Regions from separate parts of the Mus musculus genome. Here region 2 is linked to region 1. The links are chromatin loops, found by intact Hi-C in ENCODE. Cell type or tissue: gastrocnemius. All regions are shown on one strand.

Evidence for each region. Hi-C counts contacts between places; a loop is a spot of excess contacts. Peaks named below come from ENCODE experiments on the same cell type or tissue, not always from the same donor. Only the 100,000 strongest peaks of a DNase experiment are listed, where the experiment ranks them.
Region 2: it touches region 1 in a loop (5-fold over the local background); 18 of 42 quality-filtered maps call a loop at or near these places.

The regions. Positions count from the first base shown.
Region 1 is chr7:141,521,938-141,529,937 of GRCm38, forward strand. It overlaps Chid1 (chitinase domain containing 1), which reads right to left. Exons shown (of 13, transcript NM_001142681.2): 4 at 7,632-7,764; 5 at 6,526-6,570; 6 at 5,662-5,768; 7 at 4,495-4,556; 8 at 672-764. Among named protein-coding and RNA genes, the nearest start is that of Chid1, 14 kb to the right of the region's middle. In gastrocnemius, a CTCF peak has its summit at 3,523 (motif pointing left); DNase peaks (open chromatin) are centred at 735, 1,288 and 3,485.
Region 2 is chr7:141,404,520-141,412,519 of GRCm38, forward strand. It overlaps Gatd1 (glutamine amidotransferase like class 1 domain containing 1), which reads right to left. Exons shown (of 8, transcript NM_172116.4): 2 at 7,279-7,355; 3 at 6,467-6,572; 4 at 6,259-6,366; 5 at 5,327-5,421; 6 at 4,812-4,905; 7 at 4,570-4,681; 8 at 3,665-4,445. The coding sequence ends at 4,439. It also overlaps the pseudogene Gm4535. Among named protein-coding and RNA genes, the nearest start is that of Gatd1, 5.6 kb to the right of the region's middle. In gastrocnemius, no CTCF peak of the experiment used is centred here; DNase peaks (open chromatin) are centred at 4,561 and 6,337; H3K27ac peaks cover 422 bases.

The DNA.
Region 1 (8,000 bases):
CAGAGAGTTTGAAGGCCAAATAGATAGGGCTGCCCTTGGAAGCTTAAACACCAGGAAGATTCCTAGGACTACTACCCAATAGTTCTACCTGCCTTCCATACCTGTTCCTGCCTGCTGTACTCCAGGTCTATCCCTGGGTGACTCTGAGTCTCCTACTTCACAGTATTGTTATTTCTAAGTCAAACACTGGTGATTTCTAAGAGAGGCTCTAGGCAGGGTAGACATGGGAGTCCAAATGCCTTGGCTCCAGTTGTACCTAGGTCATTACATCTTGTCCCAAAGGTTCCAAAAGAGCTGCCTCACATGGCTGGGAATGGGAAAGAGCCAGAGTCTGGAACAAAGGCCCAGATCCCTTCGGTGGCTCCAGTTGGCAGCAGCTTGCCCAGCTATAGTGCAATATGCTATAGGCAATTAAGTATTGATAGCCTAAGAACTGAACTAGGTACCTCAGAGCCCCAGGGACATTAGATAATGAGTCTAAACTTGTGGATTCTCATGATGATGAATTCCTCAGTAGATGTCTATACTGAGGGACAAGATAGGTCAGAACTGTAGGTCAGCTTTCCCCTCCCCTACAACCTTTTTTTTTTTTTTTTGAATGAGGAGCCCATGTTGATAAGAGAGGGTCTGGGCCCTTGACTAACTGTTTTCCACCCTAAGAGTGCACTTACCCCGGCGTGACAGCAGGTGGGATGACCAGAATGACCAGCAGCCTGGCCTGGTGCAGCGCCTCAGCCAAGTGAGTAAGCATGTGAATGAGGCCTCTGTAAGACGCAAGAAGCAAGGTTAGCCCAGAGCACTGTGGCACCCACTGCATCAAGAACATACCAGATGGAGCCCCAGCCTTAGGCCCTGTTGCAGAACTACAAGCCCTTCACAGGGTTTTCTGTACTGCTCTTCGTGTGAATCCATGAGGGAAGCTGAGGGAAAGGAGACTCTGTACCCCAGTTGAGCCTGCCTTTCCTCATACTTGGGGATACCCAGGAAAGTGGTGTTTTCAGGGAACTGAAGGGCCAAGCACTGACCCAGAGAATCCTAGTCACCTTCAAGCTTTGGAATACCACAAAACACTTTGAGCAACATACCAGATAGGGAAGGAAGATGGGGCAGAATACTTGGAGAAGATACTAAGAGAGAGCAGGGGGGCAAGAGATGGGGAAATCAGACAAGGCAGAGAAGACAGCTGGTGGTATACCTCAAGGACAAATGTCAGCTTCTCTCCCCACATGGCCTGGGAGCCCGCCCTCCCCTTCCCCCTCTAGTGGACTGCCCGTAGCATGTTCTACACCAGCTGTTTCCCTGCAGGTGGCCGTCCTAAGGAGTTGGCCCAATGCAACGGCTGTGAGGTCAGGTCTGTTATGTTATGCTCACTCAAGGAGGCTCTGCTACTGCTGTAAAGAAAGTCTTCCCTCCCTATACACCTGGACCTTCAGGAACAGCTCCATCTGCAGACAGGTTGACAAGTCCTACATTTGCTCAGCCAAAGCTGAGTACCCTACTGGCTGCAAGACTTGCCCCTAGTACATCTCTGGGGACAGTCTAGAGTCCTCTCAGTGGCCAGCTCTGGACAGCATTGGCTTCACTCTCCTGATGTGACCCAAATTGAGCTATAACTTTTCAACCTGAGTATCAGGGATTCCAGTGTAACAACTCTAGCAATGAGGGGCTAAAGGGCAGTAAGTCCCAGTTGTCTGTCCTTCTTTGGTCTGGTATACACTTTGCAGGTTGCAGGCAATACATCTCTTGTGCAGGTGAACCAGAAGAATGCTGCCCATGTGCTGAAGTAATGTGGAAAGCCAAGCCCACCAAAGGAAGACCCTTCTGCTGGGCTGCAGGACAGCAGCAGGATGATCTTTTCCCCAGGGCATATGAGACCTAAGGACTCAGAGATGTCTAAGATCATTCCAGGGGCTTTCAGAAGACAAGTACGCGCCTACCTCATTCCTCTCAAGGGCCCACACTACAGCCACTCTAGACATAGGGATTCTATACGAGTACCCCAGACAGAGTTTTAGTGGGACTGGCAGTAGACTTAGCCCATAAAAGACTTAGCCAACAGATCCTGCAGGCAGCATATCTCCAAGCCTGTGCCAAGTAGCCAATGCATGTGACCAGAAGCCACTGGGATGAGACAGCAATGGGGGCAGAGAATATAGGCTCTTGATTAGCAGTCTCTCTTCCACTGAGGGACCAGTATCTTCCAGGGACAAGGTTACACAAGGTTACCCAAAAAAATCTACTGTTTCCAGCAGCCATCACTTCCCTGCCACTGCTGCCATCCACATTTTAGAGAGGTTACTACTACAAGACCTGTGGTGTTTGCTGGGATGAGCCCAGTAAATGGAATTTATCCTGAATAAGGCTGGCTAAAGCCCTGAAGAAGAGCCTTTGATGGGGAGCCCAAGCAGACCAGGATATTTGGCGGGACCTGCTCTCATAGGACCCTAAGACCAGGAGGCCCTAAAGGCTGCCTGCATAGCATCTCCTACCATGACTAGCAGCTTCTGCCTAAGGGCAAATATTTCGACATGGCAATCTGAAGAAAAGTCCCGAGAGATGAGTCACAGTCCCTCGACACATCCACTACACTCTGGGAAAGCTGGAGAAAAGGCTGTCTCCTGAAACCAAGAGTCATGGGCCCTACCATCACCTTAGACTAAGGGTAAACATGTATGTGTCAAACATGTGACTTAGCTCTTCAAATCCACACAGATACTTACAATATTGAGAGGCAGGGAACGGCAACCAGAGCAGTGCTCTCCTTCTATATTTCTATTGTGTCTTACAGCAACCAGGCTCCTCCTGGGGCAGTGTCCAAAGGAATCATAAACTAGATGGACTTTGGGGCTCAGGAGCCTGGCCACTACCTATGCCTCAGTCCCATTCCTGCTCTGCAAAGAGCTCTGCACTGTTCCCTGAGCACAAAGGTTCATGGAGGCTGCTCCTACTGCCACGTCTCCTACTGCAGGCTCTTGAGCCTCCCACCCCTAGACCTCCCCATCTGATATTAATGATCCGTTGGGAGCCTAGACACAATGCAGCTGTGTCTCGCTGCCTACTTAATGTGCTGAAACACAAATAAATTATAGCAAATCTCTGATTAATAGATCTGTAGTCTCCAGAATTAAAAGAAAGGATGTCTGGCAGCACAGTCAGCTTTGGTGGGCCCTCTGCCCAGCAAGGACACAAAGCTGGGTCTGGAGATATAACATGGCTAAGAGTCTGGGGCAGTCTCTGGCCTAACTCACAGACCAGAGCTGTGGTCCTTTCAGGGGTATTGCAGGCAGAAGATTCCCTACTAACTCACGGGCACACTTCTCCCCTGTTGTGGCCTCTGATTGGGGTCTTTCATCAAGGGCAAGGCCCAGGCACACCTGGCACTAGGTACACCCTCTGGCTCCCAGAATGAACATCCCTTCATCAAATGACTTCCTCATTCCCACCCCTACAGTGAGTGCACCAGAACCTCCTTCACAGGCTACAAGAGATTCGTGTGGGGATGCTGCCTCCAAGTGGACAGAGTTGAGGCCTACAGTCTCTGCAAATAGCAAAGTCTCTAAGGGTAACAAAGGGGAAGGAGGAACCTCTGAGACAGTAAATGACAGGAGAATTGGCGGAGCCAATTCTGAGCTGTGGCTAAAAAAGAACAAACAAACTCCTTTATGCAAGAAAAGGAGATGGAGCTGATTCCAGAGCCTCTACTATCCGAAACATCTGCTATGAACTGTGTAAACCTCTACTGAGGGTGTACCCAGACAGCGTCAGTCCTATGCAGGGAAAAATGTTTTTGTGTCACCTTCTCTAGGGTAGAACTCCCAATGTGGCAGAGGTCCCTGCTTCAGGACCCTGAGCTAAAGATCAGGAAGGCTCATTCCTCAGCAGCCAGCCTTAGGCTGTGTGAGCTGCTGGCACTTTGCACAAGTCCCTCCTTCCTGGTCTCACTCCTGTGAGTCTCAGATGCGTTGGCTGCTGGCTGGGACGGTGGCAGCAAGGAGACATGAGGCCTTCTGCGGCCTCCTCCCAGCAGACTGCTCATATGCACTTGGACATTCCTTCCCCGGGAAACATTGTGACCATCACACCCCAGGTGTTGGCCACACTCAATCAGCCTCTTTTTAATGTCCCAGGAAGTCTCCTTTGTGCTCAGTGAGGAAATCTACTTGGGTTTAAGCTGATCATCTATAGCGTAGACCCAGCCACCCTTCTCTCATTCAGTCCTCCTGGGTGAGGATCCCCCATTTCCTTTAGCCATCCTAGAGGGACCTCCAGACTAGCACAGTGATGTGGTCAGGACAAGCTGTCTGCCCTGTGGCTATTCATGGCTTCTCTGGGTAGGCCTCCACCTTTTATAGGGTCCCATCTCCAACCCAGAGCCCAGAGGCTGGGGAAGGAAGGCCTTTCCAGGCAGATTCTCTCTCCCTTGGTTCTTCCTCTGGCTTCTCCAAACATAGGGGCCAGAAAGAGAACTAAGCAGCTGCCCACATCCCCACTCACACATGTTTCTGGCTCAGCAACTGGCTCCAGACCTCCACCACAAAACCGTCAAAATGCTGGTTCTGAAAGAAATGGGCAGGTGAGGAGAAATGGGAATCTAGGAGGATTGGGCAAGACAGAAGAGGCGGCACTGGCTCGGCACATGGCAAAGTAGCCCAGTCACTTATGAGGCAAGACTCCAGTCTGCACTAGTTCTTCTGAAGTAGGCAGCAGGGGGAGGGGGTATGCCATAGCAGCCAGAGGGCAGAGGTGCTCAGTTGCCCACACTTCTCCACCCCTGCAGTAGCCCAGGCATCCTGATGGCCAGCAGGGATGGTCTCACCTCTGGAAGTTATAGAGTTTTAGCCAAAGGAAGTTTTCTGGCCCCAGAGATAAAAACTTTCCCACCTCTGGAACTCCCAAAGCTACCAGCAAGAGGTGGTACAGCCTGAGTGGGGTTTATGCTATCCACCCTGGAAGACATGGTTTGAATAAGAAGATACCCAAGAAAAAAGTCAAGCAAGAGGAGCCAGGTCATAGTACCTGTAATCTCAGCACTTGGGAGGTAGAGGCTGGTGGGTCAGAAGTTCAAGTCTAGCCTCAGCTACATAATAAATTCAGACATCAATCTGGGTATTGTGAGATTGTGTCTCAAAAAAAATTTAAATAAAAAAAGCCACCGAGATAGCTTAGTAGGTAAGGGGGCTTTCTGCCAAGTTTGAAAACCTGAGTTTGATTCCTGGAATTCCCATGGTAGGAAAGGATAACTCCAGCAAGCTGTCCTCTGCCCTCTACACACATGTTACATCATTTCCTCCTCTACACACATGCACACAAAAATAATGTTAAAGAAAAAAGAGGAGAAGCCAGGCAGTGGTGGCACACACTTTTAGTCCCAGCACTCTGAGGGCAAAGGCAGGTGGATCTCAATGAGTTTGAAGCCGTCCTGGTCTACAGAGCGAGTTCTAGGACAGCCAAGGCTACACAGAGAAAACTTGTCTTGAAAAAGAAACAAATGAAGGCTGCAGGTGGGGACCTTTGGGAGCCTGAGTCAGAGAAGAAAGCAAAGCAAGACAAGGAGGAAAGTTGGGAGTAGACTGTACAGCCTGTCTGAGGAGAGGGGGTCTGGTGGCTGGTGCTCCAAGCTCTGTCTGAGCCTTGAGGTCCTCAGGAGCACACAGGTCTCACCTTTGCCACCTGTGCCACAGTCTTGCTGAGCTCTTCTATCTCATCCTCACTGTCTAAGACGTTTCGGAAATCATCATAAGTCCAGTCTTCAAACAGAAGTCGAGGCACTGATGGCAGGAGAGAACACACAGAAAGATCATGGCTTGTCTGCATGAGCAGGGACCAGCAGGGAGGCCACCGAGGCAGTCATGGATCTATTCAGTGCAGACATTCTATACCCACACAGCCTAGCAGAAGGAAGGAAGGAATAAGGAGACACTAACTTGTCAAATATCCCTAGGGCCCAGATTTTGGGAAAATGGCTGGGCTAGACCCCCAGTTCATCTGGATCTTTGCTGCTACTACCTTGTCTATCTCAATCTGACCTGATGGCTTCCACTCCTGTACCACAAGGGTGGAATGATAGGTCCTCTCTTGTCGTTGCTTTTGAGCCTCCAGTAGCTTCCCCTGAGCTCCATAGGCTCCTCTGTTGCCCTCAGGTTCCTGCTGTCCCTTGGGAAATTTTTCCTTCCCATACCAGCTATGAGCCTCAGAGGCACAGGCAGGGTAGGGGCAACATCACCCTCAGGTCCAGCCTAGGGGGGTCTGGCACCAGGAAACTCGGTAACGCTTGCAAGACAGGAAGAAAGAAGGAAAAGGGAGCAGTATGCAGGAAAACCACCAGCCACGGAGGGAGGTGTTGGTGACCAAGTTCAACTGACTGCTCAGAGCATTCAGGGGAGAGATATACCCTCAAGTAGCACATCTGAGATTGGAAGGAACATGCAAGGACCTAGGGTACCTGTCTACCCACAGCAAAGTTGTACATCTACACGGTATGGCTACGGCTGCTCTTCTGACCATCCCCAGGCCCGCTGAACTCACCTATGCGCACACCTTTGGCATGCTTCTTGACAGCTCGCATCCACCCTGTCAGAGATGAAAGGGACAGTCAGTAGAGGGCATATGTCCAGACCATTCCTCACTCCTCTCCTGGCCCAGGGCGACCTTGCAGTCATTCCTATCCCCCTTCCACTCTATATTCCACTCCCTCTTCCTGTCCTGGTCCCTTCTCCCATCAGCTTTCCCAGATCTTCACAGCATCGGGAAAGAACACTCCTGGTCTCAGAACTCTAAACCCAGTCAACCCTGTTAATTCTGTCAGAGGCCAAATATGGTTCAGCCCTGTAGCTTATCTAGTCCCAGTGTGTGTCATCAGTGACGTGCCCTGACCCAGCCTATTTTCTTCTTTGGACACCAAATGCAGAGCACCAGGGAAGAGAGAAAAGGGAGAGCCGACCAGTCACTGCCCAGATGCACAAGTCTCTCGGAGCCTGCCTGCCTTCCACTCACACGCAGCCCTGACATTAAAGAGAAGGAACGTTGAACAGCTCCTGGCACTAGAGACAGAAAAGAAAGGAGACGGCACCAATCCCCAGTGCCCTTCAATCTGTCATCCCTAGGACAGTATCTTACCCCCTGTAGCTGACCAGCCTTGCAGACTTCACGGTGGTGACTGCCCCAGGGACTGTCTTTACCTGGCAGGCCATTCTTCACACTCTGTACACCTAGATCCACTCTGAGCCCAGCGGTGTGGTGTGAGACAGCAAACTACATGTCTATCATATTCACACTCAGTTACAAACCTAGTCACACGTGATATCTCTCACCATCACACCCCTACAATCATATCCAGAGTCACACACAGACAGACCTTGATCTTGTAATTAATTCTACTGCTACAGCCTCCTGAGCAGCAGAGATTACAGGCCTATTAACAGAGTCACAATTGATATATTTATATACATTCACACTGCTACTCATTAGTCATAATACACAACCTGGCTAGCTGTGGTGGCTCACACCTTTAATGTCAGCACTTGGGAGAAGGCAGACAGACAGACACACACACACACACAGACACAAAGACACACTCACACTACCATATTCAGCCCTCAGGGGGCGTATAGATAAAAAGGAAGTGGAAAAACCTTGGTCCACATCATGGAGGCCTGTAATTTCAAACATCTCACGACCACGTCTCTTCAGTTGCAACCAGACTGGTGAGATCTGTGTGAACTTGCTCCCAAAGACCTTGGCAACATCGTAGCCATGGCTGTTCCACTGGCAGAGGAAGGAGAGGGCAGACAGAGAACAAGTAAATACATGTCACCTGCACTGCTGTGATGCTGTCACCTGATGCTCTGGACATGCCCAGGACAGTCGTCAGTATCACAGTGCTGGACTTGAGCTGCCACCAGTCCCCTGCCTGGGCTTCCCTCTTCCACTCTGCAGTCCACTGCCTGGGATCGGGGCTGATGTCCCTTCTCCAGGGTTCTACAAGCCCCCACCATGAACTA
Region 2 (8,000 bases), 120 kb before region 1:
CCATGGTTCAAACTCTAGTGGGGTGCTTTCACTGGCTGAGCCAATTGGCCAGCCCCTTTTCATCTTTTTTAAAAATTTTTTATTTATTTATATTATGGATATGATTGCTGTATCTGCATGTACACCTGCATGCCAGAAGAGGGAGGGCATCAGACCCCATACAGATGGTTGTGAGCCACCATGTGGTTGCTGGGAATTGAACTCAGGACCTCTGGTAGAGCAGCCAATGCTTTTAACCACTGAGCCATCGCTCCAGCCCTCATCTTTTGTAAGAATTATTTTATGTGAGCACACTGTAACTATCTTCAGACGCACCAGAAGAGGTCATCAAATTCTGTTACAGATGGCTGTGAGCCACCATGTGGTTGCTGGAAATTGAACTCAGGACCTCTGAAAGAGCAGTCCATGTTAACTGCTGAGCCATCTCTCCAGCCCCACCTCCCTTTTCATCCTTTATTGTAATTCTGCCGTCCACATCTGTGTAAGGTTTCATCTCTTGAGCTGTTGTTCTACTCAGCTGCTACTTTTCCAGGGTTTTCATTTTCTCCAGCCTGCTGTCCCCTCCTCCTAGGCCCTGGAGCAAAGCCTGATACTATCAGAGCCCACCTCACCTGCTACAGCCATGGGAAGTCTTAGTATAGACTGTGAAGCTTAGGTGGGCATTGGTGGCCCATGCCTTTAATCCCAGCAGTCCTGAGGCAGAAGTGTGTGGGTCTTCAAGTTTGAGGGCAGCTGCCTAGTCCACAAAAAAGAGTAGCCAGGCCAGGCATGGTGGTGCACGCCTTTAATCCCAGCACTCAGGAGGCAGAGGCAGGCGGATTTCTGAGTTCGAGGCCAGCCTGATCTACAAAGTAAGCTCCAGGACAGCCAGGGCTATACAAGAAACCCTGTCTCGAAAAACCAAAAAAAAAAAAAAAAAAGAGTAGCCAGGCAGGGCTACATAGAGAAACTGTCTCAACAAACAAGATACGAAGTTCATGTAGAACCAGCCAATTAGAAACTCTCAAACCCCATCAGCATGGTATCACCTCCCCATTGTCTGAAGCTGTCTAAGTAACGCTAAAACCTTGGCTCCAAAGTAATGGTGTTAAGTGGGACTTGAGCTTCGTGAAACCATCAGCAACCTCTGAAGAGGTTCCAGAGAGCACTTACCCCTTCCCACCGGGTAAGAAGCAAAGAGGTCTGAGCCAGGAAGCCCTTACCAGCCACATCTGCCACTATGACCTGGGGCTTAAAGCTTCAGGAAGTATGCTGAATATATTTGTTGTTTACAGACCATTCAGCCTGTCTGAGTCAGCCAAGTCTAGGGCACAGCCTCAGATTTTTAAGGTTTTGTCCAGAAATACCCATCATTCCATGGTGTTCATGGCAGATGGGAGCAGTGCAAGGCCAGGAGGAATCCAGAAACAGGTGGGCTCTCCTGTTTCTTCCTTCCACATTTATTAAACGTTATTAACCACCAAAAGGGGTCTCTGGTGCTTGGGATATGCAAAGGTAAGTGGAGATGGAGGGTGAGAGGCTCAAGTTACTTGTGTCTATCCCAGGGCTAGAAGGCTGCTCACCAGAATCTACAGGCCAGGCCAGGTGCCCCAGGATTGACAGCAAACAGCCATGTCCAGAAGGGAGATAGCCATATCAGTTCCTTGGCCAAAGCCTGTCCAGGGCCTGGGAGACAGGACTCGTGGCTACCCTGCTCCACATGGCTGAAGCCCACCTGTGGCCACTCCTGCTAGGAGTAGATGAAATACTTGGGCTGAGGCTTCTGTAGGCCAGAGGCCACTGGACAGACTGTGGGGTAACACCAGTTTAAGGATCTCAAGGTGTGACTGACGCTAATGTTTTTTCCATGCCATATGGAACAGAGTGACATCACGGTGTCTACTTCAAGGGCTCAGGACTATACCAGGCTGAGCTGACACTTCTATTACATTCGAAACCACAGGCCAGCAATAGTTAAACAAGGGCAGACTTTCTCAGCAAGAATTCTGCCTCTTGATTGCTTAGTAGGACGGGAGGAGGTAGTGGGTGCTCCGGGAACACCAGGGGAAATGATGTCTCAAAGGCTCATGTAGGTTTCTTTAAAACCTCGCTAATGTCCAGACTCAAGTACTAGATCTATGGAGCCCACCAGAAACTGTCCACTGTTCGGAGGCGCCTTCTCCGCCATCCTCCCTACAGGGGCCATTGATGTGAGTGACCTCCGACCGGTGCCAGACAACCAAGAAGTTTTCTGCCATCCTGTGACCAACCAGAGTCTGATCATAGAACTTCTGGAGCTGCAGGCCCACGTGCAGGGCGAAGCGGCTGCGCGGTACCATTTTGAGGACGTTGGCCGGGTGCAGGGGGCTAGGGCTGTGCACGTGCTATCTGTACAGCCTCTCTGTTTGGAGAACTTATCCCTGAGAGGCTGCTGTCAGGATGCCTGGTCCCTTTCTGGCAAGCAGCAGGTAGCTAAAGAAAACCAGCAGGTAGCAAAGGATGTCACACTGCATCAGGCCTTGCTGCGGCTGCCCCGGTATCAGACTGATCTTTTGCTCACCTTCAATCAGCCCCCGTGTCACAGCAGGTCTCTTGGCCCTGAAAATCTGTCATGTCCACCTTGGAGCCTGAGTAACTTTGAACAGCCGCTAACTAGTTTGACTCTTCATGATCCCAACCTCTTTGGTCCCCAGTAAAGATCGTTGAGACACAACGTGCTACTGAGGACTCGGGGACCCAGTTCTGAGAGGGGGAGTTTCTTTCTGCTTCTTCCCTGGATGTAAACATAAGATACTTTCTCTGCAGAAATAAACTTGCTTTATGAAGAAAAAAAAAAAAAAAAAAAAAAAGAATTCTGCCTCTTTAGGGATAGGATAACATACACTGTTCACCTTTAAAAAGAGTCCTGAGCCGGGTGTGGTGGTTCACGCCTTTAATCCCAGCATTTGGGAGGCAGAGGCAGGTGAATTTCTGAGTTTGAGGCCAGCCTGGTCTACAGAGTGAGTTCCAGGACAGCCAGGACTACACAAAGAAACCGTGTCTCAAAAAAACAAAAACGGGTTGGAGAGATGGCTCAGCGGTTAAGAGCACTGACTGCTCTTCCAGAGGTCCTGAGTTCAATTCCCAGCAACCACATGGTGGCTCACAACCAATGGGATCCGATGCCCTCTTCTGGTGTGTCTGAAGACAGCGACAGTGTACTCACTGTGGGAAGCCACATGTGCCGTTGCAGAGTGGTGCTGGCTACTGCTGGCCACCACGCATAAGTTTGGACAAACAACCAATGTGTACATATGCAGTAAAGCTTTTTGCCAAGTCACTGCCTGGCCCGAGCATGTTAATGAGGTACTGAGAATATAACCAATCAGATGTGAGACATGCAAATGAGGTATGTTAATGAGGTTCTGTAAGGTACTGAGTAGCCAATCAGATGAGGAACATGCAAATGAGGCATAGTGCATAACCAATCCGGGTGTGAGACACGCCTTTCCTAGGCCTATATAAGCAGCACCAGTTCTGGGCTCAGGGTCTCTTCGCCTCTGCAATCAAGCTCTCCCAATAAATGTGTGCAGAAGGATCCTGTTGCAGCGTAGTTCTTGATGGTCGAGTCAGGCGCACGCAAGAACTCACATACATAAAATAAGTAAGTCTTCTTTAAAAAAAAAAAACAAACAACAACAAAAATGAGTTCACAGCCAGGTGATGGCACATGCCTTTAATCACAGCCTACGGGAGGCAGAGGCAGAGGCCGGTGGATCTCTGAGGTCCAGGCCAGCCTGGTCTACAGAGTGAGTTTTAGGACAGGCAAGGCCACAGAGAAACCCTGTCTCAAAAAAGGGGGAGGGGATAGGGGAGGCTGGAGAGATGGCTCAATGGTTAAGAGCACTGACTGCTCTTCCAGAAGACCTGGGTTCAATTTTGAGCACCCAAGCGGCAGCTCACAACTGTCTGTACCTCTAGTTCCAGGGTATCCAACACCCTCATAAAGACATATGCTCAAACAAAACACCATTGCATAGGAAATATAAAAATAAACAAGTTTTTTAAAAAAAAAAAAAAAAAAGGAAAGACGAGAAAGGAAGTTCATAGCAAGCTCCAGCCTGTGGTCCATCCACACGATTCCCATGAACAGTGGAAGGGACAGAAATAGCCGAAAGCCCACAGAAGAGTAACGCCCCATCCTGAGACCCCACAGCTGACTACATCCCGTGGGCAATTCTTCTTGGAATCGTCAATCTGGAGTTCTCAGGGACTGCCTGGCCAGCCAAGACACTGTGCTGGGATGGAGGAAAGGGTGCCTAGTCTACATTAGGACTGACAGTCCACAAGTATTAATCCCTGGAGGCTTCCAGCATTCCACAAGGTCCTGATGGAGGCTTGAGTGTCCCATCGAGTGTCAGTACAGGAGACCATGGTGAGTTCAGTCCTTGTCTCTAGGCCACCAGGACTGCATCCAAGCTTACTTCCTATAGGATGAATACATGGTCCAGGCTCAGCACCAGCAGACAGAGTGTCACAGACAAAACTGTCCAGCAGAGGGAGCCAGTCACAAAGCGGGAACCCGCCCAAACCCTTGCCCGGGAGCCTCACCGGCTGCCGCAGAGGAAGAGCAGGTTCTGGACAGCAGGAACTGTGGAGTTAGCGTTCTGGCCAGTGACCAGATGGCGGTCCAGCACCACGTGCACAGCGTCGGGCTCACTGGCTAAGGCAAAAGGCACAAGCCTTAGGCACACAAAGACCAGGCCCAGACCCACTCCCACCCATTAGGGATCTGTGAACACACAGCAAGTAGCCTCGCCCATCTAAGTGAAGGGGCACCAACTTGAACTCACCACTGAAGCCAGCACCAGAGTCCTTCACAAAGTCCTCAACGATCAATGGTAGGCGGGCAAAGCCAGGTGCTCTGATGAGCTCGTACACTGAAGGCTGCAAGGGCAGGGCCTGTGTCAGACCAGCTAGTGGCTTTACCCAGTCCAATGCCCTACTGCCCAAAGGACCAACCCCAGGGACCAGGCAGATCAAATCCGCAGGGGGAGATGGGGTAAAGGCAAAGCTGACATCTTTTAGGGACTAAGCCACTACGGCATCAAGGTATATGTGACCAAAATGAGATGGGCAGGTATCCTCGTATCCTCTGGAAGGATTCCCTTGGAGGGTCCCATGATGTCCAGGTAAGGGGCTGAGGTTCCAGGATGTGTTTGCCTTCTTACACTTAGCACACATCACCCAGGCAAGGAGAGAACTGTTGTAGCAGCATAGGGAATGACAGGTCACAGTGCAGGCAGGAAGCTCCTCCTGGGTCAGGTAGGGGTAAGGAAGGATGCTGGCTTGTGCACGAGGTACTCACCCCTGTCAGACTGTAGCCCTGGAACACCCAGGACCTATCTTCATTGGTAGCACAGCACAGGGCAGCAACACCATGGCCAATGGCGCAGATGGGTTCTAAAAGCAGCAAAATAGTCTAAGGCCTTGGATGCTATCCTGGGTAGGGTCCCCTCCCAAGTGTCCCCTCACCCAAGGTTGATGTCTCAAGACTAACCTAGAGCCCATACTGCCTGAGCTTTGAGACATGTGCAAGCATGCAGAACTCCCAGTCTATGTACCAGCCACTGCTTCCAACTGCAGAGAAGCTATTGGGGGCTGTCCTCCCAGGGGGACATCCTGCTCTGCAATGAGGCTACCCTGGCTTTCCCCCAATGGCAAGTTAATGGCCAGTGCGTTCCCATTGCCGAGGTGACTGGGAACAAATGCTGCCTGTCTCAGCCTAGAAATCCAGCTCTCACCAACAAAGGACACCATGTGGAGCCTATCTGCATGCTACTCTCTTATGAGCATCCTGTCCCAGCCTACAGGTGTGCTTATCACAACAGATGTTGCCCACTCCAATCAGGAATCCAGACAGCATCCTGACTAGCCTACCATGGAGAAAGCTAAGAGGCCATGGTCACCAGCCCTCTCAGCCTGAAAAGGCCCACAGCACACTGACTGACAGTACACACAGTATATTTAGTGGGATCCCTCTGTTGTGCACATGATCTCAGAGCAAACTTATCTGTGTGTAGTCAGAGCCGCTGCAGCTCCCCACTCCCATCTGATGGGCTGATGAATCACCAGGCATGCCCAGTCCTGAACACGAAACCCTGTACCCAATATCCACTCCATCTCCCCCTTCCAAGCCTATATAGTCTAGTTCCCTGTCATCCACTGTTGTGGTTGTTCCCTCCTCCTTCCCACCCAGTGTCTGCCTGTCAGCCTATCCTGCAGTTTCTTGTCACCCACTGCTCTCAGAGCGGAAGTGCTGCAGTATTCGAGCCAGGGACCCACTGCTGGCAAGATCTGTCAGGGCGCCAGGACAGCTGGGAATCAGGAGGGCATGGTACCGGGCACCTAGGGGGAAAACACAGGTCAAATAAGGGCACCGCCAGGACACAGTCCTCCACAGGGATCCGCTGTCCAGAAGCCACCACAGACCTCATTTCCAACCTACCATCTATGGACTCAAGCTTAGCAGGACTGGCGTATGCCTTGAGGCGGAAGTCTTGTACCCATCGGGCATTGCTCTCAGTCACATCCACAAAGTCAATGGCCTTTCCCTACAGAAGCAGGGTTAACACTGGTATCTCCCCCACATTTGGATGGCAGAAAACTCAGAAAGGCTAACAGACTTAAAAACAGCCCAGGGCACAAACACCCTCTTAAATAGCACTTTTACTGGCTGGCCCAAGCAGGAAGCCTCCAGTGGCTATGGAGAGAGAAAGATCAAGTACAAAAAAGGCCCAGAGAGCCAAACCCCCAGTGTGTGGAGCCCAGTGCTACTCAATACTGAGGTCTTTCTATACCCTGCTCTCCCTTGGTCTCCAGTCTCCTACTTATAAAGTAGCAACAACTGTCCACCCAGCTCATGACTTCAAAACACTCAAAGTCACAAATACACAATACACACTTGCCGTGACCCATTTATACCGTATGTCCCCAGGATACATGCAAGAATCAATAATCTCTCCTATTAGGAGCCAAGTGTGTAGGACCCACACACTAGGGTCAAGCCTTATCTTTCACTTAAAGATGGCCTGCAAAAGTGCAAGCCACAATGGAAAAAAATTTTTTTTCCCTGAAGATGGGTAGTCAGAGTCAGGGAACTGGGATGGTGGCTTAAGGATGCCTCCAAGACTGGCTGTAGATCCCCTTACCTGAAGGTAGCTCCCTCCTGGCCCTATCAGCTACAGAGGGCTCTCTACACTCTCCTAGCCTCAACTCAGAAAGGAGAACAGCTCACCCTAGAGAAGGGTGACTACTCACCCCTGGGGTGGCCACCTGTAGGTTGAAGGCAGCACTGGCCAGTGTGAAACAGTGGACGAAGGACTGGGCTGACACACCTGCAAAAGAGGGGTCCAGAAAAGTGAGGGCATGATAGGGCCAGCTGTCTCATCCCTATTCATAGACTGCTCCAGTGCTCCTGGGGCCATCCTGGTCCCAGAACCTGCCTTAGGGGCAGTCCATTTTACCCACCCCAGGGCCTACTCCCTGGGGGCAGGACAGCAGCCCTTCAGGTTCAGGAATACATAACTGAGAAGACCTGCTCAGAGGTCCACAGCAAGTCTATTATTTTACCCAGCTTTGGTCACTGGACCCTGAAAGACCTGCAGGTGCTCCAGTGGTTCTGAAACCTCCCTGGACAGGCTCTCCACTTGACCTAATAACTCTACCTTCAGGCCCCCAGGTCACCTTAACTGTCCACCAACACCATTACACCCTTGGCTGCATCCTACCCTTTCCCACTATAGGTACTTCCAAACAGGTAAATGTCTGGTGCATCCCCTTAGAGATCCACCAGGATCCAAGGTCCCCATAACCTGGGAAGAGCAGCAGTGAACATGTCACAGAGGTAAACGCAGCAGGAGAGGAGAGTGGTGTCTGGGGCACTCCCACACCCAGGACATGGGTAAGATTCTGCCCCACCATGGTATTCTCAGCCCTCTTCTGCCCATCAAAAGTGGCACACACCTTTAATCCCAGCACTC